2 separate regions of the Homo sapiens genome follow, and region 1 is linked to region 2. Evidence: read pairs that join two places in POLR2A ChIA-PET (ENCODE). Cell type or tissue: Panc1. All regions are shown on one strand. Region 1 overlaps MGLL (monoglyceride lipase). Region 2 has its middle 63 kb from the start of SEC61A1.

Region 1 (2,500 bases), 230 kb after region 2:
TCTGCAGGCAGGGAGACATAGTAAAGTCACAAGGTGCTGAGAGGCCAGTGGGACCCCTTCCACTCCAGGTCTGCAGCCTCGTTCTCTCTGGCACGACTTCTTCCCCAAATGAGACAGAGTTGCCCTTTGTCTTTAGGCCATTAGGCTTCCTAGAACCCCAGGAGTCTGTGGTGGGAGCAGATGCTCACAGAGGAGAGTGTGTGCCCCTCCCAGGGCCCATCTTTATCATGTCAGAGGTGGGTTCCTGCATCTGAGAGGAAAGGGGAACACAGCTGGGGGTGGTATTCAGGCAACTTCAGCATCAGGCATGGGGTGCCACCCAGAGAGGCCATGTGATGGGCATTGGGGATTTGCAGCTTAGACAGTGGCATGCAAGCTCCGAGAAGCTGGAGGAGCGCCTGAGAGCCGGGAGGGAGGAGGGTGGAGGTGGAGCCTCTTGCTTCCACCCATGTCGGAACCTGGGTCTTCCTTTCCTGTCTTCCCAGCACGCAGCTGAGACTGCACACTGAGGTGGGTGTAATGACTACGGCGACATCAGTAAACTTAGCTGCTCCTTGAGGACAAGACCCATCTGCAGTTTAGCCTTACCTCCCCCTCCCCCACACAGGGGTTCAGTCTCTGGGAGAGTTTGAGGACGGGAGGGCAGTAGGAAGAGGAGAAGGGGCGGGAGGGGAAGGAAGGAAGCTCAGCGAGGCAGCACAGAGGGAAGGACCACAGTGGCCGAGCTTAGGGCACAGACAGAGGTCCACTCCAGGCCAGGTCAGGGGCTGGATTGGCCTCAGCACAGGTCCAGGTGGGGCTCCAGGGAGATGTCCCCACCCAGGTTGCTTGGGCAGGGTCCGAGATCCAGATGGCCGTGGCTGCTGTGGCAGGCCCCTTGGCAAGCAGAAGCCACACTGTGGCATGCTTGTGAGGGTCCCCCATTCTACTGAGTCAGAGCTGGCCTTGAGCCTGAGGGGCCCGTGCTACCACAGCAACTGGGTACAGCCCAGTGTTTTCTGCATCCAACCTGGCTTCGCGGGGCCAGAGGGTGAGAAGAAAACAGACATCACTCTAGGTCCCCAGAAGAAGCCGTTTCGGTCTTTGGCAGTTGTTGCTATCATCCTCAGACTGGCATCTTCAAATCCATCTTGGAGATGATGTACCCTCCGGAGCCTTTCTTTCTGGCACACCTGTCCCCTGGCTGCTGGGGCAGCCTGCACACTCACCGCACACCTGACATCCTATGAATCCACATCGCTGCACCCTGCCTAGGTAATAAGGACCTTGCATGGTGGTTGTTGTTTTTCTATCTCCAAATACTGAGTATTTCCCTAAAGACATTCAAGGAGGGTGGATCACACATCTTTCCCCAATCAGAGTGACACACTGTGATCCAGCACACATGAAGATCAAGGGCAAAGCTGGGGAGGCTGCCATGGGGGGAAGGCAGAGTCTGGAGTGACACTGGGTTCCAGTCCCAGCTGCAGGGCACAAACACAGACCTGGCCTGAGGCGTCCCCATCACATCTCCTGTCTGTGAAGTTGAGATGGTAATAATGGTACCTAGGTGTAGAGCTCCAATCTGTAAACTTACCATTGATAAATTGCTTGGAACAGGCCCTGGCCCAGAGCAGCATGCAGGAAGTGCACCTGTTACTACGTGCATACTCATAACTGAAGCTGCAGTAATGACCAGAACTGCTCTCATTTGATGGTCCCTGACAGAGCAGTGGGCTGCAAGGAACCTGCAACGAAGCCTCTGCCCCTCCCTTTCTCATTGTACAAGGGTAGGGGACAGACTTCGAGGTCCCACCAGTTGGTGGCAGTTTTGGACCCGGATCTCAGGCCCCAGCTCCCAGAACCAGGTTCTGTGCACCTCTCCACCCATTTCGTAAATTAAACTTCAAAATCACTCTGGCTGCAAGTGGACCAGAAGAAAGGACTCCTCAAAGGAACTTTAAAATAGGTAGGGTCAGGGCTGGCTTCGCTTTGACACAGCCCTTAAGAAAGGCTGGGGGTGGGAATGGGCAGAGTCTGTCTTGTGAGCTGAGCCTTTCTGAAGTGGGAGCTCAAACAGCATGTGACCAGGAAATGGCTGGCCCACCAAGAACTAAAAATAAACGGCTGTAATGCTGCCAACCGTCAGGGCAGGCGGGGAGGACGCGGAGAGCTCAGGAGCAGAGCCCAGTGGGGTCCTGCTCAAAATGAAAAGAGAACCGCATGCCGGCAGACAAGGTGCTTCATGTGTCACTAACGTGGAAGCAATAAACCACGACTGCACTGTCAGGCTGCCCTTTCTGAAGGGCTTCATATTCTCTATTTCATTTCATTTCATTTTCCAAGGCAGGTAAAGCCATCGTCATTTTCATTTTACAGGAGAGACAACAAGCCAGGAGTGGTAGAGCCAGGATCAGAATTCCAAATCACAGATCTATTAAGCTGTGTTCTCGGTGTCTTGGTTTCTCCCCTGTTAGAGGTAAAGGGAGAAATTAAAAAGCAAACAGAGGACCCAAACCTT
Region 2 (2,500 bases):
CGCCCTGCAGGCCCGCGGCTGGAAGAGGGCAGACGCGAGGCTGCAGGCCAGCTGTGGGTCTTCCCTTTGCCTCCACCCACGTCTGGCCACGGAACTGGAGGCTTTGGTTGCGGTTTCGGACCATGAGTTTCTCTGCTGCTTCACGGCTGGTGGAGGATCATGGGCTCCTGAGTGTCTCAGTGCTGCAGGGCCAGTGTGGCTTCCAAGAGACGCCGGCCTGCGTCGGTTCTCCTCTTTGTGCCAGCTGTCCACTCCCTCCCTGGGCTCCTCTCTGCAGTGGAGACCAGGCTTTGCGTGAGGCTGGCCTGCCTCCTCGCTTGGCTACCACCTGCCACATCTCTCAGTAAGCCCAAGTGCCTCCAAGTGGCTTGAAGCCACTGAGCACAACGGGAGCCTCCCAGGATTGTCTCTGGTGCTCCTGAGCACCCACAGAAAACGTAAGTGCACTGTAAAGGCCACCTTCTAAACAACTGCCAATCCCTAGCAACAGAGGGGACGGTCAGACGCCCCTACCCCTGCGGCCCACCAAAACAACATCTGTGGGAAACAATGGGAATTTCTAGCTCTGGGTGACTTGTTAACAAAATTCTGCCACACCTATGATGGAATACTGTGCAGGTGTTAGAAACTGGCAGATCCACATGCTCCCATATGGAGCACTGTCTTTAAGAGATATTGTTGAGTGAAAGAATAAGTTAGAACCATGTCTTGTGTGTGTATATATATATATATGTATGTGTATGCATGTGTAATATATCATAGAGGAATATGCATATATATTCCTTTATAGTACATATATTCCCTTAGCTCAGTATTTTTCTTCCATCAAAAGAAAATTTGATGGAATACACCAGAAGTTGGCAAGCTTTCTCTGCAAAGGGCCATAGACAATACAGAAAGCAGCCACGGATGGTGCAGAAATGAACGAGCATGGCTGTGTTCCAATAAGACATTTACAAAAATGAGTGTCGGGTGGGACTTGTAGTAAACAAACAAATATGTTGAAGATCTGAGAGAAAAAGCAATACCGGATAAATAGCTAAGAAGTGACTCAGGCTCATAAACCATCAGCTTTCAGCAGCCCTGCAGAAGCTACCGTACTGCAGTGAATGACAACCTTGTCATCTGACATCCCAGGGACCAGGGACTGTCTGAGTCCTCCTCTTTGGCAGGGGTAACAAATGCTATCCCAAGAGAAGGTGGCGTTGTGGGGGAAGGTTGGAGTAATACTTAGGAAATCCTGGGCTACAAGTAACTCAAGGTGGCCTGAACAATAAGAAACATTTATTGTAACAATTAGCATCTGGCAAAAAGCCTCCTACCTGGTTGGTTTAGTGGCTCAATTACATCACCAAGGCCCCGGATTCTGCAGGGCCCGTCCCCCTCTGTGGATCACCTGTGGCAGTCTCCAGCCTCCTCTGTCACCACTGCAGGGCGGTGGCTGCAGTTCCAGGGGGCAGGCCGACTTGCTAAGCAGAAAATAGCCCATCTCTTCCTCAACATCACTTTTAAAGGTGAGAGAACCTTTCCCTCGCCCCTCTGCAAGCTTCCCTTTATGTCTCTTTGGCTGGGATTGTGCCACATGGCCATGTCTAACTAACCCCTGGTAAAGGAATGGGATTGTTATGTTTATTGTTATGCCTGGGTTGTGCTGGGCATATAAGCTGGGTCAGGGTCCCTGTCTCTGTAAATGAGGAAGAGCAGGGACACACCCGACTGTCTGCTAGGTAGGCAAGTGGGTGACGTGACTCTACACCCCAGAGCCTCCTCTCCTGTCTCTTGGTGACCCCAGGTGGGCCAAGGGTGAACAGCCGAAGCCACTGTGTAGTGGCTCTGTTTTAGGAACACTGTTGGAGGGGAGGGCCCCTTGCCAATAGGGTACTCCCTGTAAGATCTTCTGGTCTTTGAGTTTGGCTGACTGGCCATTCTTTTCTGGCCAAAATCCTGGCCTGTCCCTTCTCTCTGAATCTGACAGCAAACACAGACATTCTCTATCCTCGGCTGCACCCAACCCACACTGTTGTTCTGATCCCACTGCTCAGGTTCGCCCAGGCTCCCCCCAACTTGGCCCCCAACATGCGTCTTGCTGGACTGCCAGGCTGCTCCACCCTGCTTAGTGGCTCTGGGCTGTGGATGATGTTCTTAGAGGACTTCCTTGCCTGAGACCGTGTTGCTGGGGCGTAAAGACCCAACTCTCGGTGTGGCCTCAGGTCTTTTGCGAAAGGCGTCAACTTTTTTTTTTTTTTGATGGAGTTTTCGTTCCTGTTGCCCAGGCTGGAGTGCAATGGTGGGGTCTCGGCTCACTGCAACCTCCGCCTCTTGGGTTCAAGCGATTCTCCTGCCTCAGCCTTCCAAGTAGCTGGGATTACAGGCATGCAGCATCACATCCAGCTAATTTTTGTATTTTTAGTAGAGACAGGATTTCATCATGTTGGCCAGGCTGGTCTTGAACTTCTGACCTCAGGCGATCCACCTGCCTTGGTGTCCCAAAGTGTTGGGA

Evidence for each region. Peaks named below come from ENCODE experiments on the same cell type or tissue, not always from the same donor. Only the 100,000 strongest peaks of a DNase experiment are listed, where the experiment ranks them.
Region 1: POLR2A ChIA-PET joins it to region 2 with 7 read pairs; 3 of 35 experiments call an interaction of 5 or more read pairs at or near these places.

The regions. Positions count from the first base shown.
Region 1 is chr3:127,761,899-127,764,398 of GRCh38, reverse strand. All of the region lies in intron 3 of MGLL (monoglyceride lipase), which reads left to right. Among named protein-coding and RNA genes, the nearest start is that of MGLL, 59 kb to the left of the region's middle. RefSeq lists an enhancer at 1,380-1,429. In Panc1, no CTCF peak of the experiment used is centred here; no DNase peak of the experiment used is centred here.
Region 2 is chr3:127,987,871-127,990,370 of GRCh38, reverse strand. No RefSeq gene overlaps it. Among named protein-coding and RNA genes, the nearest start is that of SEC61A1, 63 kb to the left of the region's middle. In Panc1, no CTCF peak of the experiment used is centred here; a DNase peak (open chromatin) is centred at 1,090.